Linked DNA regions of Homo sapiens: region 2 is linked to region 1. The links are chromatin loops, found by intact Hi-C in ENCODE. Cell type or tissue: Calu3. All regions are shown on one strand. Each heading gives the region's core, and the rest is flanking DNA. Links, peaks and the distances in the headings are about the cores only.

Region 1 (15,702 bases), core at 4,811-12,810:
ACACAGTCCAAGACAAACTTGTACTATTCAAAATTGTGTGTTTCACTGTAATGAAAAGTGTTACTCGAGGGTCCAATGTAGTCAATCTGTTTTTACTATAACTTTACTAGTGTGAAAACTTAAACAATAAAGTCTTTGGATCAATGCTGGACATAAAAGTATTTACAGCGTACATACTAATTGTCCATTTTGCTGCTGTTTGGCCCTTTAAAAATTGGCAAGCAAATTCAGGAAATAAATTGAAGTTTATTAGAAAATACCTTTCTCACAGAAGATCAAGTTTCAGTGCATCTCAGGTTTTGTGGGAATGGATCAAATACATCAGACAAAAATAGGCTAAAGTTCCTTCCTCTCCATTTGAAATTGCTGTACTCATTTCTCAGAACATCTGTTTTAATTGTATTTTGTATTAGAATTATAAAACTAAAGGAAAAGCAGTTTGACCACATTTGTCCTATAACATGATGTATCGGACACGTCTTGGGCCCTGCTTGCTCCAGGTATTTCAGTGGCAACCAGATTCATGCAGGTGAAACTTTACAGTCCCTCACCTGACTTTCTGTCCTAGGAGCTTCTCTGAAGCCAATAGAAACAAGTATGCAACTTGAAAGTGTAAGAAATTAGCAACCCATGCGGCAACTCTTAACTGATGGAAGTCAGAAGTTGTGGATAAGTGCTCTTCTCTTGTGTCTTCTGACAGGCTATTCTGGGGTAGTTTGATGGCTCCTAAGAAGATACTGGGCTTGAGCTCTGTTTGCTCATAGTGGTGGATGAACTCAAGGATGAACTTTTGTATTGGCCTTCCTTCCTTCCTTTCACTAATCCCTTACTCCTGTTTCTGGGTGCTTTCCCAAATAAAGAACTCGCACATAAGCCAGAGGTCTCAGGCTCTTACTCTCATGGAGAACCTAGAGTAAAAGGGGAAACTTGAGATTTCTGTTTCACTATTTTTGAATTATTAATGGAAGTTTCAACTTTTAAAAATTTGCATGCATGGATGGGACAGGCAGATTAATTGTATTAGTCATTTGTAAGAATGTTAATGACCCAAGATTGGTTGAACATGTGCATTTGAGGTTATTTTTCTGATAATGTTAATGGGTTAGATTTGAAAAGATTCACTCACTTGCTCATTCTCTGTTATAGGCAGAAGAATCTTTTCTTGCTGCTCTCCTAGGATCTACCAACCAGAGATTCTAATGTGATACGTTTGGAATGGAGTTATCGATCTGCATTTTTAATAGGCATTCCTCCAGGTGAGTCAGATGGTCATGGACTACACTTTGAGAAACATTGCTAGGTTATTATAGTAGTAATACTCCTGGGTATTATTAGCTACATAAAGTTATAATCAATCTTATATTTCTTAATGTTTCGAGAGTCATTGAGAAATTCATTAGATTTAAAATATTTTCATGTTGGAAGGAAGTGTTTCTCACTCCTAATCTGAATCATTGTAGATATGATAGGCAAAGAACTTTCAAGGGAATAGATTTAAGGTATAACTTTGAAACTAAAAATTTGTTATTCAAGTTACATTTTCACTTTGTCAGTGATACATAATTTCTAAGATAATAGTTTCTGGTTGTTCTTAAGGCTGTATGTCTTTAACACAATGAACTGTTATGTACTCTATTTCCCAGTTTTGGATTTATAGGCAGTTTAGTTGTTAGTCTTGAGTTATGCAAATTAGCTATTTGTATAAAACCATTTATTTATCTATTGAGACAGCATTTCACTCAGTTGCCCAGGCTGGAGTATAGTAGTGTGAAGACAGCTCACTGCAGCCTTGATCTCTTGGGATCAAGTGATCCTTCTAACCACTGTGCCCAAGTAATTTTTTATTTTTTATTTTTTGTAGAGACAGAGGTCTCACTTTGTTTCCCAGGCTGGTCTTGAACTCCTGGGCTCAAGCAATCCGCTTACCGTGGCCTCTCAAAGTGCTGGGATTATAGGTGTGATCCACCATTCCCCACCAGAACATTTTAAAAACATATTTAAAATTTTTGTTTTTTTCCTGCCTTCTTTGCAATTGTTTGTAGTAATATCTACTGTAAACATTTAAAAGTAAATGCAAATTAAATACTAATTTTAATGACTAGTCACATAGGCTAAATTGCTTACGTAGCTAATAAAATAGTTTTAATAAGAATATATAATTAATTAGGCTAGACATGGTGGCTCACACCTGTAATCCCAGCACTTTGGGAGGCCACGGAGGGTGGATCATCTAAGGTCAGGAGTTCGAGATCAGCCTGGCCAACATAATGAAATCCCATCTGTACTAAAAATGCAAAAATTCACCAGGTGTGGTGGCATGTCCCTGTAATCCCAGCTACTCCAGAGTCTGAGGCAGGAGAATCGCTTGAACCTGGTAGGCAGAGGTTGCAGTAAGCCAAGATCATGCCACTTCAGCCTGAGTGACAGAGCGAGACTCTCTCTCTCAAAAAAAGAAAAAAAGAATATGTGATTAATTAGTGGGCTAAATTGGTGAAATGATGCTTTTGTCTTTCTGCACACCATCTACATACAGTGTCTACAATTTAAGTGAAAAGATTCTTTTATCGTGGACTTAAATTGAAATTATAGCATCAGCAGAAAGCTTTTTGTAAAGCGATTAAACATCTTTCAGGAAATTAAAGTTGATTACAAGAGCTCAATAAGATCAGTTTGTGTTATAAATGGATTATTAGTTGGTTCTAATGTTAACTCTAAACCAATTTTTTGCTCTTTATTCATTCATTGGAAGATGTGTCAATTGACCTCTTTTTAGTTAAGCAAGCTCTCAGAATGTTTGTCGTGGTATTCTGAACTCCCTCTGACCAATACATTTCACAAAAAGCTCCTCCTTTGTGATCTTTGCTCATCGGCTTCATTCCCTAATCAATTAATCAGTCTAAGACTAATTTAATATTATCTTTAGAAAATGTTAAATCCTCTTCTATCTTCTTGTGCTCTATACATTTTGGACTCACTCTGCTCATCATTACTTGCTATCAAAATAATGCAATATAATTTAATATTAGCCTATAATAAATTTAATTCAGAAGGGAATTTTTTTGTAGGAGAAAACACATTCCAGAGTCCTGAAAGAATAATTTACTTGGTAGTAGAAAAAGCACAATCCTTAGAGCATATAGAAATTCTTAGGCTGAGGTGGGAAGATTGCTTGAGGCTAGGAGTTCAAGATCAGCCTGGGAAACATAGGGAGAACACATCTCTACAAAAAATTTTTAAAAAAATTATCCAGGTGTAGCGGCATGTGCCTGTGGTCCCAGCTACATGGGAGGCTAAACCTGGGTGACAGAGTGAGACCCTATCTAAAAAAAGAAGAAAGAAAATAAATTCTTGGCCAATTAATTTGACGTCATGTTAGATAATAGACAAAAAAAAGCTGTTGGAAAACTCAGAAGGCACAAGTAAGGTACAGCCATGCACTGAATAGCAGTGTTTTGATCAGCAGTGGAACACAAATGCTACAGTGGTCCTATAAGATTATAATACCACATATTTTTACGGTACCTTTTCTATGTCAGTATATGTTTAGATACACAAATACTTATCACACACACTATGTTACAGTTGCTTACAGTATTCAGTACAGTAGCATACTGTACAGGTTTATAACCTGGAAGCAATAAGACATACCATATAGTCTAGGTGTGTAGTAGGCTCTGCCATTGAGGTTTTGTAAGTAGACTTTATAATGTTCACACAACAATGAAATCACCTAATTTCTCATTTCTCAGAATGTATCCCTGTTGTTACTTGATGCATGAATGCATTATAATTTGAATTATCCATGTCACGCTTTCTTCCATTAGTACAGATGATTGAAATTGAATTTTTAAAAAGTATTTAAGGCTTTTAATCATCTTGGTGTACCACTCTCAAAATACTTTTAACAAAGACTTCTTTGAAGTGAATCTTTAATTGGATTGGATTATATGGGTTTCTGATTTTTTAAATTTAAGAAGGTTAAAATATTTTCCAACATTATATGTTTTTTTTTTTTTTTTTGAGACGGAGTCTTGCTCAGTTGACCAGGCTGGAGTGCAGTGGCGCGATCTTGGCTCACTGCAACCTCTGCCTCCCAGGTTCAAGCAATTCTTCTGCCTCAGTCTCCCGAGTAGCTGGGACTACAGGCACGCACCACCACACTGGCTAATTTTTGTATTTTTAGTAGAGACGGGATTTCATCATATTGGCCAGGCTTGTCTCGAACACCTGACCTTGTGATCTGGCTGCCTCAGCCTCCCAAAGTGCTGGGATTACAGGAGTGAGCCACTGCGCCCGGCCCCAACATTATATCTTAATGCCTTCCAAGATTGCTGATTTTATTTTTATCTTTCTGACAAAAACGTGCATATTCTAAGTTAAAGTTGACTTCTCTTACTGAAAGAAAATACTGAAATACTTCAGGAAATACCGAAGCTATTTGTTGAAATGTATTATATAGTCTGTAAAAGGGGTAAGAAGGATACTGACATTTGCTGAGCACCTGCTATGTTCTAGGAACTATGTGAAGTGTTTTACATGATATCTCATTTAATTCTTCCAATAACTCTGAAAGAATGGTATTAACTTAACTTCCTTAACTAGATGGAGAAAAGCTAACTCAGAGAGTTAAATAATTTCCAAGGGGAACGTAATTTGTAGCAGAGTTATTCAGACCCATGTCAATTTGGCTCAAAAGCTCACATGCTTTTCAGTATACTGCCTTTTCTCTTGTAAAGTTAAGAAACAAATGAAAGCGATTTTTTTCAGAGTCCACTTGGACTGAACTAAAATGACCAAATTTAGAAGCATTTTCCAGGTAGGATTTTACCTGTGATAAGATAAGGTAATTAGTAGAATTAACATTTAGTACCAGGAATCAGAATTGAAATTTTTGGCCTTTGGTTCTCCAACTTTCTGTAATCACATTTCCTAGGAATTCCTCAAATTAAAAATGTTTAAAACTTTTTTGAGCACTTGTGTGCAAAGCTTACCCCTTCAATAACAGCTTCTATCACCTCTAAGATGGGTTTTTAAGTCCTGCAATTTCTGTCTTCATAACAAAATTTTCCTGTCAGTTCTAACCAAATTTAAAGAATACTATATTAACTTAGGCAAATCCTAAATTATGAGCATTTAAGAATGACTAAAATAATACAAAAATATATACATACTAAGAAAATAGACAGTTGAGACAGCTTAAAGCAATATTGAGTCAGAAAATGAGAGCGGGATCCACAAGTTGGGCAAATATGAAAGAATGTGAGGCTTTCATCAGTCTGAAACAAAATAATATGATGGCATTAAGAGATTGGGGTTTGAAGTGGTAGTCACCTTTGTTATCAATGGCAATCCCATATATATTCAGCCATTGTCCCAAAAATGTTTGGGGCAATAATGGTATAGATTAAAATATAAAAACAAATGATTTTTTAGTTCACCAAAGATTCATTAACACACTATACAACATAATTTTACCTTTTTAGATTAGATTTCATGTAGTATTCAGAAGAGTCAATGTAGGGTAGTGAAAAAATTACTGGTCTTGGTGGAAGTCAGGAAACCTGGATGTTCTGGCCCCAGATCTACCCTTAGATTATATAATAGTGACTTAGCTATATTTTGGGGCTTTTCATTTCTTAACTCAAAAATGAGATATTGGATTCATTGGTTATTCTTTAAATGTCCCTCTTAGGTAAAAAATGACATAATTCTAAGTGCTTTTAGTGGAAAACACATGAAGATATTCAGGAGGGAAAGAAGTTGCAGTTGTTAAGAAAGCTAGCATTGTTGACAGAAAGAGTTATGCGAAATTGTGCAGCTAGGAATAAAAAGAAATGCATCCTCGACTAAAAGAGTAAAAAAATTTTAAATGAGTGGAATACTTTTTGACTAGGCGCTGAAGTATGTTGGTCTGTATAAAATACATACACACTCCTAATTTGATTGACAAATTTATATATCCTCAGTTTTAACAAAAATATCGCAATGTATCAATATTTTAAAGGACTAAATTTATGGAAAATACATGAAAGTAATATCTAATAGGACTTACATATATTTGAAAATGAAAATTCCATTAAATGAAAATTGTAAAATCCTCTCCCAAAATACAGAGTTAAGCTTGAAATTTTACCCATGGATTTTATATAAATGTATATCTAGTTCTTAAATAGCTTTCTTCAAAACCATAAACATAAAAAATGCTCAATAAATAAATTAGAATCCCAAATTAAATTTATCTTTAAACAGTAAGCCCTATGTTTTAAACACGGTGTGGTTTAAATTTTTTAAATTATCATATGCAATATATTCACCAGAAATACTAACAATGTGCTCTATTGGTATATATATATTACCTGAAAACTAGGTTTCATGTAGTAAATTCAGAAAAATTCAGCCAATTAAAAGTTTTGATCCATATTACCAAAAACTTGTCAAAATACAATTTGTGCTGAATAAAATTAATATTGGCTTGCTGAATCAGCACATTGCTTTTGCAGATACAACATTACATAGCTTTTCAGCAGTTTACCTGGATTACCAGAAATTCATGCAGAACTGCCTAGAAGTAGGACTATGAAGCATCCAAGGGTTTTCCCTGCAAAAAATGAAATCTCATCTGAACATTTATTCACACTTTTAAATTTATTCTTTGTCAACATCCTAAGGAAACTAATATTATAGCCTTTGAGTTAGAAAATAATTTTATAGCCTTTGAGTTTGAACATAGTGACAAAGTGGGAACCCTAGGGACAATGAAAAGGATGCATCAGTCTTGCTCAGCTCAAAGCAAAGTCCTACTAAGATGACAGGAAAGCATTCAGTATAATATGTTAAAAAAATTTTAAATTCCCAGATAAAATCATATGTCAGCTGTTATGTTAAATTAAATGCCCTAGAAGACATGTGCTTCAATTCAATCTAATATCAGTAAATAAAGGGGTAGGATGGTATGCCAACATAAATCTAAAGGGATTGGTAACTTTCATTTTACATGATACAAACTACTAAAATAAATTAATTGGATTACGTAAAGAGAGAGATAAAAGGAAGATTTTTAATATAAATGAAAGGAAGATCCAGGTATTCTTTAACCTAAAAAGTTTTTCAGACCTAATAGGCATGACAAAACCTGTCTTCATTCCTTTCTATTCAGCTCAGCAAGTGCTTTTGAGCTCCAATAGTTAATCAGTTACCAGATTCCACGGTCTTTGTTTTTCACACTCCTCAATTTTTACTGTGAATTGTTCCTCTAATGAATGTACTTAGGATCACCAGCCGGCCAATGCTTTTTTTGGCCTTAAAAGGGCAATTATTATTTATCCACAATTAGATTTACCATATAAAATTGTTACCATATAGCAACAGCCTATAAAACATAATAGTTACATTATGAAGGAAGTAGATGGCTTAATGTAAATCATTAATATGTGAAATTTATTTGGCAAAATTATTCAGTCCAGCTTTTAAAATGACTATAGCCATGCACAACTTACAGAAAAGCATAGTAAGAGAATATTATATACCAAATAACCTTTATGCAAACAATCAATGAACATAACGCAAGTGTTATAAAACAATATCTAGCTTTACAGAAAAGGTATAATGCAGGTATTACTATGTTAAAAATTGATTATCTTTTTAAACATCATTTCTTAATTTAACTTTCCAAAATGCATAGGAAACTGAGAAATTTTAAAAATATACTTACCCTTCGACTTATTTAGAAAACCTCTGCTCTTGGTGAAAAGCAGAAATTGTTTCACTGCTCACTTTCCCTGAATCTATCAACTTAAACATTAAATCAGTGAACACCACCTCTCTGGACCACACTGGTTTGCTAGACACTACTGCTATGTGGAAGAGTTCTGCTGCATCTAAGCTATATACTGAGTGCAATGGATAACCTAATATGCCTTTCATTTAACTGGCTGGGCAGGTTTCTACCGTCTGTGGAACATGGAATCAAACCAGAATATGTTGGCACAACAGGCCAGTAAAACCGGTTCTTCTGTAGATCCAGAACCTGTCCAACCAGTCTGTATCAAAGGCTAGCCCAACTTGCTGCAGCGGCTCAGCTCTGCTAAGCTTGTACTGGGTGGGTTATCCCCACCTCCTGTCAACTCCCAACAAACTACTCAGAATGTTGTAGCCTCCAGCAAAATAATTCAGAGTTCTAGTGGGAGGGGTAGATCTGTGTCAGGTATAGCAAGAGTCCATTGTTATAAGACTCTCGTGGTAGACATATATAAGCAAGTGGTCTATTATCTTCAGAGGTAGGTAATCCTTTTAAACATGTATTCTAGGGCATTCTCTTGACTACAGCCTCTAGAAATAGATTACCTATGATGAAGATGGATCCTATAATGCCTGACCTTTTCCACTAGTCTGCTTGGCTTTGCTTGATCTAGCTTAGCCTTGAGGAGCGAGATTGATATTCCCCACAGGGTAGTGGGCTTGAGAGCTAGAAGGAAGCATTTCTAGAAGGAGAGAAACAAGGTGTAGGTTGACCAAACATTTGCCTGGGTGTGTTATCTTCCTTGTTCTCAAATGATCCTCATACCATTCCAGTCTAAAATTGGAAAAACTCCTACTTCTACATACTAGGGACAACTTAAAAAGGTTTTGCTCTGAATATTCAACAGTTCAACACAAAGTATTGGTATCAACTATGTTTCAAGAACTGTGCCAGGTACAGGGTTCACAATGTAAGTAAAATTAGTAAAGATGAGAGCAACGTCAAAGTTCTCGATTAAGCGTGTCTAGTAAGTTTTGGAAAGAAGAAATGAGCAGCAAAACATTACATTTTGACAGAAATTGGTTTGTATTAAGAGAGATCATGTGGGATTTGTTCTTACTCTCTCATAATACTTGCACATTTAGAAGCAGTATTTCCTGTCTACTGACATAGTGTTTCTGAAACCTTTGTGCTTAAGAATCATCTGAAGTGTTGATTAAGAGCACAGATTCCTGGGCCTAACCACCGCAGATTCTGCTTCAACATTCAATAGGAATGTTGCCCAAGCACTTCTAGTGATTCTGATGCAATTATTGCAGGGACCATAGGCACAATTCCATGCTCAGTTTCTTTTCTATTTTTATACCTAATTAAAAAGAATACATATGAACCAAAAGATGCCATTTTTATTTTTGTATTTCTAGTGTCTAGAACACTGACTGACACTTAGAAGGTACTTAATAAATGCTTATCAGAGTTAAGCAGTTGCTAGATCTCAGGGGAATCACAACTAGTAATGACTATATGAATCAAACTCCACTAAATACTGTAATTATAATAATTGAGATGGGAGCTCAGAAATGGGAGTGAGTATGACTATAAGTATGGGGAAGACTTCACATGGGAGATGGGTTTAGAGGCTTTTCTTTTTAAACCATGGCCAAAGATTTCTATCTGCAGGGTAACAAAAGGCTAAAGGAACAATAAAAATAGTGCCTTTGATTTGATAACAGTAACAAAAGTGTTAAGTATATGAGGACACCATGAATTCAAAACTTGGTAATAAGGTTATTTTCTACAGCAGGGTCAGCAGATTTTTCCTTAAAGGAGCAGAGACTAATAGAGTTTGTCAGCTAGATTGTCTCTGTCTCAACTATTCAGTTGTAACAGTGTAGCACAAAAACAGGCATAGACAATAGTCATTTAAATGGGTGTGATATTGTGAAATACGTGTTTGGTCTTTGACCCTTTTTCCTGGTGTATGACTCCTAAAATCCTTACTCTCCAAAGTGATGTCTTTGGATGCTAATGAGTTGACTGGTAGCTGGCAACCCCTAGGTAGCTTCAGGATGGGGGCTGGTCACCAGAAAGACCAAGGCAGGATTAGGGGCTTAGGATTTTCAGCCCTTCCCTACAACCTGTGGGTTAAATTGATCACTAATGGCCAATGGTTTAATCATACCTATGTAATGAAGTCCCGTGAAAACCCAAAGGACACAATAGCTTTCCGATAGCTGAACACATGGAGCTTCCTGGAGGGTGGTGCACTGGAGAGGGCAGGGAAGTGCAACACCTCTTCTAACGTGCCTACCCCATGACTCTCTTCACCTGTACCTGTGGCAATATCCTTTACTGTAAACTGGTAAACGTAAATGGTTCCCTTCAGTTCTGTGAGTTGCTCTAGCAAATTAATCAAATCCAAGGAGGGGGTCTTGGGATCCCCAATTTATAACCAATCAGTTAAAAGCACAGGTAAAAATAACCCAGGACTTGTTGGCATCAGAAGTAGGGGGCAGTCTTTCGGTACTGAGCCCCAACTTGTGGAATTTGATTTCTAGGTAGATAGTGTCAGAACTAAATTGGAGGATACCTACCTGGTATCTGCTGCAGAATTCATTACTTGCTTGTTGGTAGGGGAAAATCTCCACACATTTGGCTGCAGAAGTCTTCTGTGTTAATTCTTGGTGTTGAGTGAGAGAATAGAAAAAGTACTTTGAGTTTGAGTGTGCTTTTTTCCACACGATTGGTATGGATATGTTCTAATAAAACTTTACAAAACAAGGGGCAGACCAGATTTGGCTAGTAAACCATAGTTTGCTGACCTCTAATCTAGAGTAAAACCTGTGAATTGTTAATTGAAAAATTAACAAGATTGCATAATTGTCTAGGCAAATTGGCTTTTGAGTCATAAAGACTTGGGTTCCATCGCAGTTCTGTTCCACCCTAGCCTTGTCACCTGAATCAAACATCAGTTTTATTTATAAAATGGGAAGCAAAATAATAGTACCTATCTCCTAGAGTTATTACAAGATTCAGATGATAATTTATATAAAGGTTTATCTGCAAATCTAATACACAGTAAGCGCTTGATAAAATGTCAGCTGAAAATAAAACTAGTTAAACATTGCAGGTGAACTTGTTTATTTCTGTTGTTCTTGAAATCCCAGTAAAATGACAGTAGAGAAACCAAAACTGCATGAACCCTTAAAGACCAAAAAGATTGAGAGACGTAGCGGATAAGAGACGTCTATGTGTTTTTGCAAGGAGGAATGAGAATGAGTGGTGACTTAGCAGAATAGAGAGGAAGTCTGACTACTTGCCATGATAAAAGCATGTCTGTCTCTACTGTAGAATGCTGGAAAAACTCAGGATTTGGAGGTACAAGTTCCCCTTAAATAGCCTTGGGGAGTAGAGTGGGCTTGGAATGGAAGGATTGGTTGAAAATCTGTTTAAGCAACAGTTTGCTCCGTTGGTCCCATCTCAATGAAGAAGCCTGGATTCTTCAACCTTGACAGAGATAGATAGGACTTGTTGATTCATGGTAGAAGAGATTATCTCAGGTTTGTTCTAGATTTGGGAATACTAAGCAGAACTGAGAGTGGATGCTAAAGCACCATACTGAAATCAAATGATTATATGATTTTTCCTATTGGTTCTATAACACATTAACCCTCAAATATAGTGGTTTAAAAAAAACACAAATTTATCATCTTATAATTCCAGGGGTCAGAAGTCCAAAATGAATCTCAGCGGGTTAAAATTAACGTGTCAGCAGAGTTGTCTTTCTTCATGGAGGCTCTAGAAAGAAATTTTGTTTTCTTGCCTTTCCCAGCTTCTTTCAGCCACCTGCATTACTTGGCTCATGGCTTCCTTACTTCTTCAAAGCCAGCAATGGATTTTTCATGTCATATCATTTTGTCCCTGACTCTCCTGCCCTCCTCTTCTGTATTTAAATCCAACTGAATAATCCAAGATAATCTCCCTTTGTTAAGGTCAATTTTTTAGCAAGCTTAATTCTACCTGCTATCTAAATTCTCTTTTGCCATGTAACATAACATGTTCATAGGTTCCTGGGATTAGGATGTGTGGACATCTGTGAGAGGCCATTATTCTGCCTACCAGAGAGATTAAGTCAGAGTCTGTGTATTGGTTGGTGAGATACCTATGTCTGTTCATCTGCTTGGTTTCCAAATGCTAGTGACTAGGTTCATATTCTTCACTCACAAAGTAGGAAACTGGAGAACTTCTCTGAGAAACTCTCAAGACCCTGATCACCGTAATGCATTGGCTAAAAACTAGGACTGGTTTCCCCCCACAGGGGACATTTGGCAATGTTTGGAGAGATACTTGATTGTAATAACTAAAGATATGCGCAGAGGTGTGCTACTGGCATCTCGTGGATAGAGGCCAAGGATGCTGCTAACCATTTTGCAGTACACAGGGAAGCTCATCTTCCTGTTCCCCAAAATAATTATTCAGTTCAAAATGTCAATAGGGCCAAAGTTGAGAAATCCTACCCTAATATTAAGTCTATCAGTTAACATCACCCTAACATAAATCAATGACTGATTAGAGAGCATGTAACATGAAAAAGAGAGAGGAAGAGAAACCAACAGGTAAAATGAACATAGAAAAAACAGTCAATGCGGAGAATAGAATAGTGTTTTAAATTGACTATATTAATATGTTCAAAGAAATAAGACAAGTTACTGATTGTGTAAAACAAGAATAGAAAGGCTATCCAAAAGTAGAACTTTTTGAGAACAAAAAAGAGATATTGGAAAGTAAAGATATGATAGTAGAAAGGAAGTCAGTAACCCAGGTAGAGTTTAGTGATTTCACAAAGATTGCCAGATTGGTTAAAAATGTAAGACCCAACTATATGCTGCCTGCAATAAACATATTTTAGACATAAAAAACCAAATAGGTTAAAGGTAAAAGGACCAAAAAAGACATACCATGGCAACACTAATCAAAAGATACTCATATTACTATCAGACAAAATAGGTTTTAGATCAGAGTATATTACTAAGGATAAAAAGGGTCATTTCAAAATGATAAAAGGGTGAATTCATCAGGGGTACCTAATATAATTGTACACATTCATGTGTCTAATGATACAAATGGAAAACACACGAATCAAAATCTGATAGAACTGAAAGGAGTACAGGAAAAATTTATAACTAGATCCCATAATTATATCTGAAGATTGCAATACTCCTCTTTCAATAATTGATAGGGTAAGTAGACAGAAAATCAGTAAAAGTGTAGAAGGCTTAATTAACACTATCAACCTAGTAGATGTAATTGACATTTGTAGATCACTTTAAAACAACAAAACACACATTCTTTTCAAGTGCACATGGAACATTGACCAAGTTAGGCTATATTCTAGGTCATAAAACAAGTCTCAAATTTAAACAGACTCAAGTAATACAAAGTATGTTTTCTGATGACAATGGCATTAAGTTAGAAATCAATAACAGAATGATGTGTGGGGAATTCCCCAAATATTTGTAAACGAAACAACACACTCCTAAATAACTCATATGTCAGTGATGAAATCAAACAGGAAAGTATTTTGAGCTAGATGGTAATGAAAATTCAACATATTAAAATTGTGGGATGTTGCTACAGCAGTACTTAGAAGGAAATTTATAACACTAAATGTGTTTTAAATAAAATATAGACATTAAATGTCTATGTTGGAAAAAGAAAGATCTCGAATCAATGACCTCAGCTTCCACCTTAAGAAACCAGAAAAAGAAGAGAAAGAAAATAATAAAAATTAGAGTAGAAATCAATGAACTGGAAGACAGATAGAAAAAATCAGTACAACCAAAAGCTGCTTCTTTGACTGAATCAATACAACTGATTTAAACTTCTAGCCACACTGATCCGGGGGGAAAAAAGGATTAGCGGTAGGGGGAGAAAACACAAATTTTGAATATTTGGAATGAAAGAAGTGGTATCAATACAGATGCAACAGATGAAAAGTGTGAGAAGGAAATATTATGAATTTTATGTCAGTATGGTCAACTTAGATGAAATAGACACAATTACTTGAGAGACACAAACTATCAAAGCTAATCCAAGAAGAAATAACCTTTTATTTATTAAATAAATTTAATTTGTAGTTAAAGACCTAACCATAAAGAATTCCAAGCCAAGAGTTTCACTGGTAAGTGGTTTCACTGGAATTCTTACAAACATTCCAGGAAGAAATAACACCAATTTAATGCAAACTTTTCCAGAAAATCAAAGAGGAGGAAATAACTGCCAATTCATTTTATAAGGCCAGCATTACTCTGATACCAAAATTAAATACATTGCAAGAAAAGAATTTTATAGATTCGTATTTCTTATGAAATAGTTATAAAATTCTAAAAATTTTAGCAAATTGAAGCCAATGATTATTTCAATAGGTGCAAAAAAAATTTTGGACAATATTTAACAGACTTTCCTGATAAAAGGTATTTGTAAGCTAGGAATGGAATTCACTCATTATGACAAGTGGCATCTATGAAAAACCTACCGCTGACATCATAGTTAATGGGGATAGTGAAAGACTGAGGCAAAAAAGGCAAGAAAAAATAAAAGGCCATGTAGACTGAAAAGGAAGAAGTAAAACTGTCTTTGCAGGTAACATGAGTATCTGTGTAGAAAATTCTGTAGCATCTACAAAAAATATTCTAAAACTAATAATTGAATTTAGCAAGCTTGTAGTAAACAAGATCGATATACAAAAACAATAATAAATAATAGCAATGAATAACCTAAAATTAAAATCTGAAAAACAATACTATTTATAATAGTATATTGAGTAGTACCAAAAATTATGAAATATTTTGGTATAAATTTTACAAAAGATGTGTGAGAACTGTAACTAAACACTATAAAATATTGCTGATGGACATTAAAGACTACTCAAATAGAGAGAGATACAGGGTTCATGGATTGGAGGACTCTTTATTCTTAAGATATAATTTCTTGGCTGGGAATTGTAGCTCATGCTTATAATTCCAGCACTTTGGGAGGCTGAGATGGGGGTATCGCTTGAGCCCAGGGGGTCAAGGCTGCAGTGAGCTGTGTTCATGCCACCGCACTCCAGCCTGGGCAACAGAGGGAGAAAAAAAGATGTAATTTCCTCCTAAATTGATCTATAAATTTTATGCAATCCTAGTAAACATCCTAGCATTTTTGTATAAATTGACAGGTTGATTCTAAAATTTATGTTGAAATGCCAAGTCAGAACAACTTTGAATAAATAGATAATTTATACCTAGTGATGTGCTGATGTTTAACAACTAGCTCTCTGGAAATACTTTTGTGGTATAAATACACCATGGCTGATTTCAAGCTACTAATGTGACATCACTGAACACAGGGTACGGAAGAGATATACAAGATCAGTTCTTGTGAATGGGTGCAAGCCAGTTTCAGCACACCACTTATTACACTACATGATTTTAAGATTTATCATAAAGCCACAGTAATCAAAATGGTATGGTACTGGCATAGGCAATAAAAATTCAGTAAGAATGTATAGAGAGTTCAGAAATAGAGCCACACATATATGACCAATTCATTTTTGACAAAGGTGAAAAGATAATTCAGGAGAAAGGAAACAGTTTTTTCAACAATAGTGCTGGAAGAATTGGATATTTACATAAAAAAGAACTATCCATACATTATACAACTGTTAACTTAGATCATGGTTCTAAATATAAAATATAAAACTTCAGAATTTTTAGGATAAAAACTTTGTAACCTTGAGTTATACAAAATACTTACTATGTATGACACCAAACGAATGATTCAAGAGAACAAAATTCATAGATTTTACTTTGACAAAGTTAAGAACTTTTGATCTTCAAAAGTCATAATTAAGAAATGAAAGGATAAGCCATAGACTGGGAGAAAATATTTGCAAATGACATATCAGATAAAGGGCTTATATCAAG
Region 2 (15,702 bases), core at 2,504-10,503, 65 kb before region 1:
CAGCTACTAGAATTTCATTTTCATTAGGATTATGTTGTGGATGAGTTGAAGACTTGGAAACTTTTCTCATTTCTAAGGGGAGAAAAAAATAAGAGATTACACAATAAACAATGATGATGAAAAGCATTATCAAATTATTTTTATTTATTCATATTTAAAATTTTTATGTATTATCTGTATTTAAATCCAATATAAGTACTGTTTTATTGACATAATTATCATATTCTAAGAAGTAAGCTCCTTTAATTTCACTAAGAAACAAAGCTGTTTAAGTTAAGACATTGGGAGAGAGGGGACTAGAACAGACAGCTTCTTCTAACCCAAATTGCCTAGAGTAGTAACATTTTAGTGTTACTTCTCTTTTTATATTTGTTACAAATCAGCAGGTTAATTTAAAAAGGTATACTGGGCTGGGCACAGTGGCTCATGACTGTAATCTGAGCACCTTGGGAGGCTGAGGCAGGAGGATCTCTTGAGCCTAAAAGTTCCAGGCTGTAGTAAGCTACAGATCACACCACAGTACTCCACCCTGGATGACAGAGTGAGACCCTATCTCAAATAATCAATCAATAAACAAATGATCAATCAATCTAATGTATACTATATCATTTATCTCCATGATCTTTGTTTTAGAGTTTCTATTTTCGGGAAGGAAACTCTGAAGCATGCTTTATCAGAAATCACTCCAATATTTAAAGATTTAGTTCAAAGAAAACCAAAATAAGGACAAGGTAAAGTGAAATGGTTTTACTATTTATAACTTGAGAGTAATATTAAAAAGCATTATAAACCTTAAAATAAGCAAGCAAGGGAAGTTAGAGAACAGGACTAATTAGTCATTAAAGCATTTAAAATTATTATTATTATTATTATTTTTGAGATGGAGTCTTGCTCTGTTGCCCAGGCTGGAGTGCAGTGGCATGATCTCAGCTCACTGCAACCTCCACCTCCAGGGTTCAAGCAAGTCTCCTGCTTCAGCCTCTCGAGTAGCTGGGACTGCACGCGTGTGCCACCACGCCCAGCTAATTTTTTATATTTTTAGTACATACAGGGTTTCACCATGTTAGCCAGGATGGTCTCGATCTCCTGACCTCGTGATCCACCCACCTTGGCCTCCCAAAGTGCTGGGATTACAGGTGTGAGCCACCGTGCCCGGCCTTAAAATTATTTTAAAATCATTTGTATGGCTCAAGGTTATCGTACATCTTAAAACCAAATTTCAGATTCCAAGTAAAAAATGATCAGAACAAGGTTAAAGCAAGTGAATTAAATTTCTAAATAGTTACATGCTGCTTTCATACAAAGAAGAAATAAACCAGAAGCATTTATATTGGTTACAAAAGACTTTCCTAATATGGAATTGTTTTCTAGATATTCTTATTTGTGAATTTAAACCTGATGTAAATTATGCAGTGATTATCTTTAATGATTCATGTCCTGTCTGATAGCAAACTAAAAGGTCAACGGATATTCATTTTAGATCTATGATTTTACATTTTAACTTAGCTCCTATTTAAGTGTAGGATTTTTAACAGTTCTTTTGTTTTCCACTAGATGGTGATACAAACGCTTATAAAGTGGGGGAAAACTGTCAATGTTCCAACATCTAAGAATAAGATCTGCTTATTTGTTTAAAGGCATATTTACTGTCAACAATTTATTTGTATTATACAAATATAGTAGTACATATATATCCCCCGTCCCCCATGCTTTCCTTGTTGCAAATAGTTTAGGTTAAAAATTAAAGTCTTTACTGTTTGCTTTAGATTAATACTAAAAGTAATACTTGTATCATGGCACATAACAAATTTTGGGACTATGTGAAAAGACAGTTTTAAAGCATTTAGCAGAAATGATAAACTAGGCTGGAATTAGAAACATGTCACTGAAAAGCCACAAAGTGTACATATTATAACACCATTTCTTGATTACCACTAACTCCTACAAATTACAACAAATAAAAATAGCCAGTTACAGACAGCTCCAATGGCAGGAGTACCCATGTGGCAAGACCTGGAGAGTAGGAAAGTTCAGAGCTAAGAAGATCTGTATTTGAATTTTGACTCATCTACATAATAGCTGACCTTGAGTGAGTTAACCTTTCTAAACATATCTTTCCTCATCTATAAAACAAAAGAGCTGATAGTTATCTCACAAGCCTGTTACGAGAATTAAAACATAGCAATAATACATGCAAATCACTCAGCATAATACCTGGTACACAGGAGGTAGAAATTAACATTAAGTTCCTTTCCTTTTTCCTTCTATCCCACTTGGATATATACACATAGGAATATTTTTAAAATAAAAAGAAAAAAGAAACTATTTACTACATTTATAAAATATGGTATATTTACATGTCATATAGATGACACGTATCTATACATAACACGGGCAGAAAACGCCTTCTCAGTCACTTTACAAATAGAAGTTAAACTCATAGTTGTACCATGGGATACCAGAATAGTGACTATCTTCTTATCACTAGATTGAATAACATAAAAACTAGTAGATGAACACTGGTTTACAAAACCAGAGAACTAAAATACAACTCCAACTCTTACCATTTGCACACACAGAGTGCTCCAATTTAGTATGTGTTTGTTCTATGTATCGGACATGGGGGTTCTCCTTTCTTCGTAGCCGGTTAACGCCAGAAAATGAGAAGGCTGTTATCGGTGAATCTGGAATAACGTCTTCCTCACATTCAAGCTCAGCTGCTTGATGCTGTTGATCATTCCTAGAGAAGAATGACAATGGAAAGAAAATCAATTCAATGAGTATTAAAACATTTACTACATGGCATGGAGTTACAGTAGAACACAAACATGAAGCTCTAAGGGATGTAATCCCTTGCATCTAATGTTCCAAACCTAAGTAGATAAGTACACGAATGATTACAGTACCCAGTGGGAAATACTATGTGAGAAGTGAAGTAGAAAGTATAGTCAATAGCACTTCAGGTGAAATTAAAAGTATTTCAAATTGCAGACAAGATCAGGAGAGAACCCACAGTCTGAGGAAAGGCATGCAGTACTGTGTACTTATGTTGGAGAAGGGAAAGCTGGAATTACATGAACGAGAGCCATGAGCTCAATGTGCACATAATGTAGAAAGCAAGAGGAAAGAAATTAAGGTTTTAGAGCTTGGATATAATGTGACAATCTAACAGTATTGTGCAAGATTGGGACAGAAGGACAGGAGGCAAGGAAATCAATTAGTGGCTATAATAGTCCAGGCAAGCCGCTCTGTCTGCGGTCTGAACTAGAATATTTTAAGTACATATGGAAAGGAAAGAACGTTAAACATCATGGTAGTAGAATTAGCATGCTTGACAAATACAGGATGAGAACACTAACAATGATAACAACCAATTTTTGTTATGTGTTTACACTGCCCGGCACTATTTAAATTATGAGTTTAATTATCACAACTCTGTGAGGTATTACTACTTTCATTTTACAAATGAGGAAATGAAGATACAGAAGTCATTTACTAAAATAGTAACAGAGTCAGGATTTAAATCTCAGCAGTCAGACCCTAACAATAACACATTGTTAACCAAATGTGTTATCCATAGTCTACAAGAAGGCTTCAAAATTTGAGTTTCTGTTACTGCTTTTATCTAGGCCCCCTTATAGTCTACTCTCAACAACAGTCACAAGAGTCCTATTAAGAGATAAATTGGGGCCGGGCGCGGTGGCTCACACGTGTAATCCCAGCACTTTGGGAGGCTGAGACGGGCAGATCACAAGGTCAGGAGATCGAGACCATCCTGGCTAACACGGTGAAACCCTGTCTCTACTAAAAATACAAAAAATTAGCTGGGTGTGGTGGCAGGTGCCTGTAGTCCCAGCTCCCGGGAGACTGAGGCAGGAGAATGGCGTGAACCCAGAGTCGGAGCTTGCAGTGAGCTGAGATCGTGCCACTGCACTCCAGCCTGGGCAACAGAGCGAGACTCCGTCTCAAAAAAAAAAAAAAAAAAAAAAAAAGACATAAGTGGCTCACACCTACAATTCCAGCACTTTGGGAGGCCCAGGCAAAACCCTATTGCTACGTACAAATATATTAAAAAATTTGCCAGGCGTGGTGGCACACACCTGTAGTCTCAGCTACTTGGGAGGGTGAGGTGGGAGGGTTGCCTGAGCCCAGGAAGTCGAGGCTGCAGTGAGCTATGATCATGCCACTCCACTCCAGCCTCGGCAACACAGTGAGACCCTGTCTCCAAAAAAAAAAAAAAAAACCCCAAAAAGACTTAAGTCATATGGATGAAATCTCATGAAAACCCTGTCACATCTGCTCATTTCACTGAGAACACAAGCCAAAGTCCTTTGATCCATGAAGATCCTACATGACCTGATGGTGCCCCTCCCATTTTTCCTCTCTGACCTTTTTTCCTATTATACTCTACTCCTGCCACACTCTCTTCCTTGAGGTTCCCCAAACACACCAAGCATACTCCCACCTTAGGTTCTTTGCACCAATTGTTCCACCTGCTTGGAATGCTCATCCCCAGATACCTACATACCTAATTATCTCTCTAATCTCCTTCAAGTCTGCTGGAATTTTACCGTTTAAAATTGCAACCTCCCTTCACACACCCTAGTACTCCTGTTCCCTGTTATTCTGCTCTATAAACTTTATCCACAGCATTTACTGCTTTTTAACATAGTATGCAATTTACTCATTTTTATTTATTTAGATTTTTTTTTGAGTCTGAGTCTTGCTCTTTTGCCCAGGCTGGAGTGCAGTGGTCCAATCTCGGCTCACTACAACCTCTGCCTCCTGGGTTGTAGTGATTCTAGTGCCTCAGCCTCCTGAGTAGGTGGGATTACAAGCGTGCAACACCATGCCTGGCTAATTTTTGTATTTTTAGTAGAGACAGGGTTTCACCACGTTGGCCAGGCTGGTCCCAAACTCCTGACCTCAAGTGATCCACCCGTCTCGGCCTCCCAAAGTGCTGAGATTATAGGCGTGAACCACGGCGCCCAGCTGCAATTTATTTATTGTATCTATTGCTCACCTGTTAGAATATAAGTTCTAAGAGGATGGGATCTTTGGTTAACCGATGAATCACAAGAGCCTACCACAGTAGACATACAGTAGGTATGGCGTAAACATTTGTTGAGTGAATAGGAGACATTCCCAGATTCCACTAGAGAATAAATTTGTGTGGATCTAGGCATATGTTCTTGCCCAACTCAATTCAGGATCAACTGTAACTGAAAGATTGGGTTTGAATTGAATTGTGAATGTTGAGTAAAAATAAAGTTAATTGACTTTCCCATGTCAAACCATTACTGACCTTATTTGCCAACCAATTGTTACCAGTCTGTCAGACATTTAGGCTTTACATGACCAAATCAGTCTGTCCTATTAGACTCGTATCAACTTGCAATACTATTTCCAAATAAAAGCTTATATAGTGAGAACTGTATGAACTATGACCAACAGAGATTTTTAAGAAACATTAATTGGAAGACAAAGACTAATTTTTCCCAAAAAAGATTTACACTTTAATTTCCTGAATGATACCAATATTATTTGTAGGCTTTAATCCTACATTTTATACCAAGGAACAATCTTTAGAGCTAATGTCTAATTATTTAAAATTTTTTAAATTTTAAATAAAATAAACATAAACATAAAATAAAATAAACATAAAATTATTTAAAATTTTATTTTATGTTTTTGAGACGGAGTCTCCTTCTGTTGCCCAGGCTGGAGTGCAGTGGTGCGATCTCAGCGCACTGCAACCTCTGCCAGGTTCAAGTGATTCTTGTGTCTCAGCCTCCCGAGTAGCTGGGACTACAGCTGCGCGTGCAACCATACCTGGCTAGTTTTTGTATTTTTAATGGAGACAGGGTTTTACCATGTTGCCCAGGCTGTCTCAAACTCCTCACCTCAAGTGATCTGCCCACCTTGGCCTCCCAAAGTGCTGAGACTACAGGCATGAGCCACTGTGCCCAGCCAAATTTTATTTTTAATTGACAAATAATAATTGTATCTACTTACTGGGTTCAACAAAATGTTTTGATACATGTTTACAGTGTAGAATGATTAAATCAAGCTAATTAACATCTATCACTTCACACACTTATCTTTTTTTTGTAGTAAAAACATTTAAAATCTACTTGGCAGTTCTGAAATATACAATCATTATTAAGTCACCATTCTGTGCAATAGATCTGATATCTAATTTTTTAATCTCTTCCTGTAATTTTCTTATTCTGGAAAAACAGTAAGTTAAAGTCATATGAGAAAGGCTTATAAATTAATGGAGTGTGAAATCTATCTGACCTAGCTTTAACTAATCACGTCACAGCCTGCTTGCCTATTAGTCATAAAAATTCCACCTGAAACATGAATGAGTCACGAGAAGCAATTGATTTCCTGGCAGAGTCAATGTGGAAGAAGCTGGGATCACAAAAGGAAAAAACAAAAAAACAAACAAAACTAGCTCTAACTAGAGGTGCCCAAACTAAGTAAATGAGTGCTGGCTTTGTCTTCCTTTGTCATAAAAGGAAAAAACAAAACTCCATATGTTAACCAAGTTCATCCTTTAAAACACTAGTCTCACTGATTTTCTGAGAGAAAGAGTTCACGTCACAGCTTTTGGTTAAATTAATTATGCACACTTGTCCTCCTTTCACTTTTCCTTCTGATGGCTTGAGCTGTTTGATTTATGGACCTCTGCTCCCTCTTAAACTCCTGTCAAAACTGTTTTAGTTGGTTTCTTCCCTAAAGACCTATAATTATGGATCTGGGGTTTCCCTTCATGAGTCTGTAAAAAAGTTTTAAATATTCAGCTTTTTTCCTTTTCTACTCTGAAGAACTTACATTTCCAGTTAAAACATAATTTAAACTTAACGAAGTAACATTATAGCCATTGTAGGGGAGGTGGCAGTACTGCTCCACTGATCAGGCTATACCTAGAATATTGATTTCTTAATTCAGATATTGACGAACTAAAACATTTTTAAAAATTCACAGTTTGAAGAGTTGAAGTAATGCCACATGAATGAACAGAGGATATTTAATGCCACAGTTAATGAACAGAGGATATTTACTCTAGAGAAAACAAGACTCAGGAGGGCCATGATAGCTGTCTTCATGTATCAAAAGAGTCGTCAAGTAGCACAGGAGAAGAGACTTGCTTAAGATGGTCCTGGAAGGCAGTCATAATCAAGAAATATAACTTATAAGCAGTGTAATTTCTATAAACTTAGAATTTTCTAATAATTTTGTCTCACTAAATTTAAATAGGCTTGGGAAACAGTAAACTTCTACTAGACGTGTTCAAACAATAGCTATTTGTTAAAGAAGCTGTATAAGGAATTCAATTTAGAAGAGGGTTGAATGCAATGAGTTCTACAGTCCTTTGAACTCTTACGTGTATAGACTCCCTTGACTTTCACTGACCCATCACATCTATTTTCTAAAACGAAAAGAATGATGACCTCAATACCTAGCTTTATACACATTTTTAACTTTATAGTGGCAAAATTTTACTGAATAATTTTGGTGTCACTAATAACTGCCCTATCATATAAGCCATCTTGTAACATCAAAACTAGCTCAGAAGAGTTAGAGTTACTGCATTTAACAAGCAGAAGTCAAATAATATTTTCTTCTAAAGTTCAGGGAAATTTCAGGCACAAATAGCATAATATGACAGTGGTTTAGGTGATCAGAGAAAATTAGGTTGCCTTTACAAGATGATACTTGCTTTTTTAAAAACAAAACAAAACAAAACAAAACTGCTGAGCAAAATGCAATTTCTTTGCGACCAAGCTACAGAAGAAGTTGGTTCATGAGAATCACAACTATCTTATATTTCAGAAGAGAATAAAAGACACAATCAGATCATCTCCTATACTCTTTTGACTAAGCATGTCCTAAATAAACATACATGCCTTAAGCTCATCTATATGATTACTCTTTCCTGTAATTTCAAACTTTAGCCTTCACTTCTTTTCTAAAATTTGAATTTCAACAGGAAAAATGCATGTGCTTGAGAACACTAAAAATAAATTCTAAACTAATTAGAATTCATATTTCTACCAAGCAAATGACACGATATAGTTTCAACCTAACTTATACACATTGGTTTTTGAGGCAATCGTCTATCTAATTCTGTGTTAACTTCTACACACTTGGTATCTCATCCCTTTGGTACTCATAAAGATCAAGGCTGATGTGTTCAAAATACCATAAGCTACGTACATACATAATCACTTCACATAAATTAATGTAGGTCAACAATCACTTATCTAAAATCCTTGGAACCAGACGGGATTCCAAATTCATATTTTTTAAAAAAAATGAAAGTAATACAGTAATACAGAACATATATACATAATTACATAACAGCTCCAGTGGAGTCTGAAGCATCATCCTGTAATCAAACACATTGATATTTTCACAGCAAAACATATGAATACTCACATGAAGTGGGATAAAGACTATAAACAGCATTCTGCCATTGCAGTGAGGTTAGGTTGTGAACAACATTTCAAAAATAACCTTTTGGGTTTTGGAATTCTATGTAACAGATTGTGGATCTGTGTCCTGTGTTCTCTCTTCATTATACAGCATTATTAAAATTAGAAAGTGTTGACATTTTCTTACAAACATTTTATAACATCAGTCTGATCTCATAGGTTCCTTTCCTCATCTGACTATTATTTCTCCTCAAAATTCCCTTTGGCTATCAGTATTCAGTAGACCAATCACATGGGAGGAATATCAGAATTCTATTGGATATCCATTATCCTAAAAGTATACCAGTAAGAATGATAATTCTACTTGTGAGATGTGTTCATACAAAAATAACTATTCTAAGCCAAAATAATGTTACATCTACATAGTTTTACTGAAGTTTTTGTAGATGTCTACTTAAACGCAACAGGATCTTTAGGAACGCTATAACGCCATTAGGATTATCCTGAATCCTAAGTTTTCAAAAATAGTATATAAGCTTTATATAAATGGGAACTAAAAGTTAGTCATATCTCTGCTCTGCTCTGCATTAGTCAGATCATATCTAGAAAAATATTCTTCTTTTGAGACAGTGTTGGATAATGGAAAGAAAAGAGGCTTTTCAGAAAAAATATGGGTCTGAGTGACAGTCCTATTACCTACCAGCTGTAAGACGACAGGCAAGTTATTTGACTGTGACCTTTGGTTTCCCCATTTGTAAAGTGGGGATAATAAAACTACTTTGCAAAGTCACAGTGAGAATTAGAAATAATAAACATAAAACACAAGAGGAAGTGGCACACAAGATAAAAGTTACTGGTTTTATTCTTTAAGAGAAATGGGGAGAAAAGGGAGAAAAACAGAGGAAGGAAGAAGTTCTACAGGCCTGAGTACTATATAAGAGGAAACACTTATTCAGTTTGCCCTTATGAAGCTTCTGGGACAGGGCTGGAAGGGAGCTAACAAAACTCAAACATCTGTTTGAAATATAAGTATTTTAATAATGTATTATTTATAATAAATCATTATAAAAATTAAAATGTTTTAATTACAATGTTGACACTTTCTTCAAGCACTAATCTAAGAGATGCATTCACACTATACTCTCAAAACACAAAAATGTAGTGATTTTCTTTGTATTTTTTAACTACAGAACACTTCATAATTTTTAAAATGAAATCTGCAACTCTTACAGTTATCTTCATGGTTTGTATAGCTAAATAAAATAAAATAACAAGGTTGGAGGAAAATACTTACTCAATTTTCTGCTGGAGTTGTTCAGAAAGCTTTTTATTTTCTTCCTGTAGAGTATTCCTTTCATTCACTTAAAAACAATGTGAAAAAGAAGGCAAATAATATATTTATATTAACATCTATGTTAGGCTTTCAAATAAAATATGTCAGCATGTATGAAGAAATTAGTACTTCTAATCCTAAATCATAATGTTTATTCAGGGTTAACACTAGTGTGCGCAAAACTAATTCGTTACTAGGTAGGGAGTACTACATCTCACACCGTGCCAGTTCCATGTAACTGATTAACTGATAATTTTATGTAATGCTTGCAGGCAAAAGAGGGTACTTCATGTACTAGGGAGTATAATTATACATACTGAGGACAAGAAAGCATTCCATCTGGTTACTCAGTCCTACTAATTTCAAATACCATTTTAGCAAGAGTCTCTATCTTGAAATTAATTTGATCATAAAAATAAAATAGGCCAGGCGCAGTGGCTCACAGCTGTAATCCCAGCACTCAGAGGCGGAGGTGGGTGGATCATTTGAGGTGAGGAGTTCGAGACCAGCCTGGCCACCATGGTGAAACCCCGTCTCCACTAAAAACACAAAAATCAGCCGGACATGGTGGCGCATGCCTGTAATCCCAGCTATTCGAGGTGGAGGCAGGAGAATCATTTGAACCTAGGACGCTGAGGTTGTAGTGAGCCAAAATAGTGCCACTGCACTCTAGCCTGGGTGGCGGAGAGTCTCAAAAACAAAACAAAACAAAACAAAAAAACACCAAAAACGCTGAATATCAGTGTAATTTTTATAACAAGCACATTTATCAAATCAAATTTTCTTCTTAGTCATACTCTAGGTTTCATGAATAATTATGGTTATCAGTAACTTAAATATATCCATTGAAGAGTATCTGTTTGTTTGAATCTCCACCAAATTTTCCTATCTGTATTTATTTAATTTGTAAAGCAGAAATCCAGTTTTGGGCTGTAACTTCTACTGGAACCAGCATAAAACTCTCATCAATGCTTAGTATGATGTCACTGGTTAAGCATGTGTTTTAGCAAAAGAAGTGGATCCCAGAAATCAGGTCACAGTAAATACAATCAACTTTCACCAAAGAAGGTTAATTGTACTCTAAAATTTGTTAATAATTTAGTGGTTTATAAATCTAAACATATTTTCTTACACTGAGTAAATTTTCTGGACTATCTACAACATGTGAGGTTATTAAACTACTTTCGTGGAGGATCCAAAAAAATTAAGATATAGACAGTGACCTAAAGCAATGTGCAGTCTAACAAAGGAGACAAGATACTACATAAACATGTTTTATAGGTTTAAAAGTGACAAGGGCAATCGAGAAGTACAAATAAAGTACTAAGGAAATTTCCAAGGAGAAAGAGGTTACTTTGGGCCCTTGAGAAGATCAGGAAGGCATTCATCAAAAAAAGGGCAACTGAGCTGGACAGGAGATTATTCTACAGAGAGAATCAGTGGAACAAAGACTGGGTATAATAAACGGTAGAAAGTTTTCAATAGCAGGTTAAGAAATTAAAACTTTATCTTATAGATTACCAGGAATCATTTTTTATAGATGAATGATGGGAAGACTGATTTGTTAGTACATATAGCATATACCAATGTGAGAAGAAAGTATTGACAAGACAAAAAGTCAGGTGGTCATTAAAAGAAATGAATATCTGGACCTATGTAGAGGTGGATAAACAGGAAGTAAAGACCAGTAGAAGAACTGTAACAGAGGCAGAATCATAGTATTTGGCAACTCATCCTTTGTAGGGTTCACAGAAGTCAAAGATGACCTTAGATTTCTGATTAAGATGGTTTACTTGATTTTCCCTCTCCAAATCCAAATAAAATGACAACACTCTAAAATAAGTCTACTGCAGTATTAAAAAGCCAGAAAGGGTGTCACTAACAGATCAGAACTATAAAAAATTTCTGAATTATTTAAAAATAGGCTCAGATTGATGGTAAAATCCAATGAAAAAGGGCCTTTAAAAAAGGGAGTATTCTTAGAAGAATCTCATACCAATTCTAGTATCAGAGGCAACATGGCCCACAAATTGCTAAACGGGTAAATAAAAGGTGCCTAATAGTTGCCCTTAGGCTAAAGTCATGAGGATAGATCTCTAAAAGTTTTGACGTAGGAGTCATTAATAAATACCGAGACAAGAAAATCAGAGCAGTGCTCCCAAGTAATTTATAGTAGACACAAGAAAAGGCGCTTTCACGCTCAGAAGACCAACTATCCATACGGAAAAGCTCTCTAGCAAGGTGTCTTTCCCTCCCATTTTCAGTCATTAGAGTAGGGTCCCTGTAAGATTTATTATCAGCAAAGCAAGGATTCTCCCTTGGGCTAATTGAAAGGTAATTTTACTTAAAGGTAATTTTTTAAAAAAATATCTAGCTTGTAGGGCTAAAAAACCCCAAAACTATACAGAAATGAAATACTGGGCAAGAGCAGAATGTAAGTGGAGAAGATCATCAAAGTTAAGTGCTTTAAAATTCTTATATTATTCGGAAGAGAATTAAGATATTAACTTTAAAAATGCAAAGCGGATCAACCGAGGTTAGGAGTTCGAGGCCAGCCTGGCCAACATGGCAAAACCCCATCTCTACTAAAAATACAAAAATTAGTCGGGCGTGGTCGCACGTGCCTATAATCCCAGCTACTGGGGAGGCTGAGGCAGGAGAATTGCTTGAACCCAGGAGACAGAGGTTGCAGTGAGCCGAGATAGCATCACTGCACTCCAGCCTAGGAGACAGAGCAAGAATCCATCTCTAAAAAAAAAAAAAAAGAAATAAACAAGATTCAAAGCATCCCAGCTAATTCTTTGATTTTTTTTTTTTTTTTTTTTTTGAGAGGGAGTCTCGCTCTGTCGCCGAGGCTGGAATGCAGTGGCGCAATCTTGGCTCACTGCAATCTCTGCCTCCTGGGTTCAAGCAATTCTGTTTCAGCCTTCCGAGTAGCTGGGATTACAGATGCCTGCCACCATGCCCGGCTAATTTTTGTATTTTTTTTAGTAGAGACGGGTTTTCACCATCTTGGCCAGGCTGGTCTTGAACTCCTGACCTTGTGATCCACCCACCTCAGCTTCCCAAAGTGCTGGGATTACAGGCGTGAGCCAACGCGCCTGCCCTAATTCTTTGGATCGTAACAGAACCTTGCTGGCAGAAAAACTGAATGAACAAAATGATGATTTAAATGTATGTTCCCCAATTAAAACATTAACATATCAAGCCTGTCTGTTTTAGAAATTAAACACTGGGGCCAGGCACGGTGGCTCACAACGGTAATCCCAGCACTTTGGGAGGCCGAGGTGAGCGGATCACGAGGTCAGGAGTTCAAGACCAGCCTGGCCAACATAGTGAAACCGCTTCTCTACTAAAAATACAAAAAATTAGCTGGGCGTGGTGGTGGGCGCCTGTAATCCCAGCTACTTGGGAGGTTGAGGCAGGAGAACTGCTTGAACCTGGAAGGCAGAGGTTGCAGTGAGCAGAGATGACGCCACTGCACTCCATCCTAGGTGAAAGTGTGAGACTCCGTCTCAAAAAAAAAAAAAAAAAAAAAAGAAATTAAACATTGGTTCACCCTAGAAAAGCTATCAGTAAAACTTACTACATGAACAGATGCTAAGAGTTTTATAAATTCACAATTAAGCAAAACTTGGCAAAAGAGGTACAGAAAGAAATATCCATAACTTAATTTCACGTATCTACTAGAAGGCCACAGCACACTTAAATGTAATATAGTCTAGTCTTCCCTTATGTATCAACTGCTATTCTGGGCAGTATTCTAAAGCCCCTTAGGCCAATAAAGTATGTAAAGAAAAACAATCACCAAAAGAAACTGTAAAAATAATTGAAAGAAAAGACGAAATTGTCACTATTTGCAAATATTTTTACCTAGACAATCTACAGCAAAATAAAGCTAATGAAAGACCTCAGAAATCCTTAGTCATCTTCCAATGATGGAGTGAGTGGGAGGGTCGGGGTGGTTCCTGGCTAGTGAGACTGAAGCAAAAGTTATTGGGTGGGTGTTCAAAGAAGCTTTTTTTTTTTTTTAAAGACTCTCCTGGCATGCTCATTTCAGCCTTTTGCTGCTGCTTCTTCCTTCTTGTATGAATGCAGTTACGAGGCCTGAAAAAGTACCTGCCATCTTTTGACTGTGAGACAGTAAGCTTGAGGATGAATGCCTGCAAATTCTAAAGATGGTAAATTTCTACTTCACATTCCATGTTAAAAATTCCAGATGGATTAAATATGCAAATTTACGTGTGTGTATTTTTATATTCTTGGGGATAGAGAAAGCCTTCCTAAACAAGGTAAGAAAATATACAAAACTTCCACTTGTCAAGTAGTTATAAAATGAAGTCAACAGGTAATGGCAAAGTAGAAAATATATGCACAGCATATCTACCAAAGTGTAATAATCCTTCCATAATATATAAATAACTCTTAGTTATTCACTAAATTAAAAGATACAAACAGCAAATAGGGCAATTTAAGACTGGGCAAAGAATAAATAAGCCATTCACCCAAGAAGACGATCATATAAAATAATACTTGACTGGAACAGTAACAGGGAATGCCAATTTTAAAAAGGTATCATTCTTCACCCACCAGATTGAATATTATTAATACATTTTTGCCCAAATCTGAAGAGGATGTAAGAAAATAAAAATTCTCAAACATTCAAACAAAAAGTTGAGCAGTCCATTAAAGTGACAATAGCTAAAAAATTGACACCTATACTATGGCATACAATGCAGCCATTTAAAAAAACGTTGTCTTATACTTTAACACCTAGATAAGCTTTTTTGCTTGCTTGGAGTTTTTGGCTCTATTTTAGATAAAGTTGCTGGAAATCTATTAGATATGTAGACATTATTGGAGATTATTTCCAGTAGTACTAACAATAATATTACTGTGGATCTCAACTACAGTTGGCCTTCTATATCTGTGAGTTCTAAATCTGTGGATGGGAAACATTTGGGAAAAAAAAATTCTACAAAGTTCCAAAAAGCAAAACTTGAATTTGCCAGACACCGAATACTACATTTAATTCACACAAATGAAGTGATGCGTAGAGACTGCATTTGGTATTATAAGGAATCTAGAGATGATTTAAAGTATGCAAGAGAATGTGGGTAGGTTATATGCGAATACTATGTGACTTTATATAAGGTACTTGAGCATCCAAGGATTTTGGTATGCGTCAGGGTCCTGGAACCAATACCCTACAGATGACAAGGAACAACTACATATTTATTGAGATGTAACAATTTTCTACTCATTGATAATATTCTTACATTCCTAAATAAATGTATGCACACGTTCACCCATATACACCACAGAATCTATAGACATATTAACATGTAAAGACTTCCAAGACATAGTCTAAAGTGAAGTAACACATTAGAACACAAAGTATGGTATGATAACATTAAAATTCAAAAGAGAAGGGAGGGAAGCGGGGTCTAACAAGGCACAGAGACAGAAAAACCTGGACCTGGACAGATATGTATCAGACTATTAACAGTAGTTACCTCTGGGAGCAGAATAAAGCTATATTCTTTCTTACCTCTTTTAAAAACAATGAGCATATATTCAATATTCTTGCTTGAATAACCACAGGGTAGCAATATAATTAACAGAAAAAAATAAAAGACAGAATTAGTTTGGAAAAGAAGATAATTAATTAGATTTTGAATATATTGATTGTGAGTTGCTTATGGGAAATCCAGGTAATGGTCACCAAAAGAAATAAATAGTTATAAGAGAATAAGGTTAACAGAAGTATTAAAAGAATAAAAGAAGGCGGCTAAGAATGTAGAAAAACTCTACACTCAATAGGTAAGGAGAATAAACTGAAAATAGTATACTTATGAAAACAGTATGTCATAAATACCAAGAGAGAAAACAAGTGTAGAACAATAAATTGTCTGCTTTGTATTT

The links. Peaks named below come from ENCODE experiments on the same cell type or tissue, not always from the same donor. Only the 100,000 strongest peaks of a DNase experiment are listed, where the experiment ranks them.
Region 2: it touches region 1 in a loop (2.8-fold over the local background); 9 of 110 quality-filtered maps call a loop at or near these places.

The regions. Positions count from the first base shown.
Region 1 is chr18:22,906,316-22,922,017 of GRCh38, reverse strand. It overlaps RBBP8-AS1 (RBBP8 antisense RNA 1), which reads left to right. Exons shown (of 5, transcript NR_198963.1): 2 at 1,147-1,256. It also overlaps a transcript of RBBP8 not described here. Among named protein-coding and RNA genes, the nearest start is that of RBBP8, 19 kb to the left of the region's middle. RefSeq lists an enhancer at 6,893-7,500. In Calu3, for the core only: no CTCF peak of the experiment used is centred there; a DNase peak (open chromatin) is centred at 8,007.
Region 2 is chr18:22,969,256-22,984,957 of GRCh38, reverse strand. RBBP8 (RB binding protein 8, endonuclease) reads right to left here. Exons shown (of 19, transcript NM_002894.3): 6 at 9,739-9,805; 7 at 2,565-2,740; 8 at 1-72. Among named protein-coding and RNA genes, the nearest start is that of RBBP8-AS1, 43 kb to the right of the region's middle. RefSeq lists a silencer at 9,146-9,346. In Calu3, for the core only: no CTCF peak of the experiment used is centred there; a DNase peak (open chromatin) is centred at 6,367.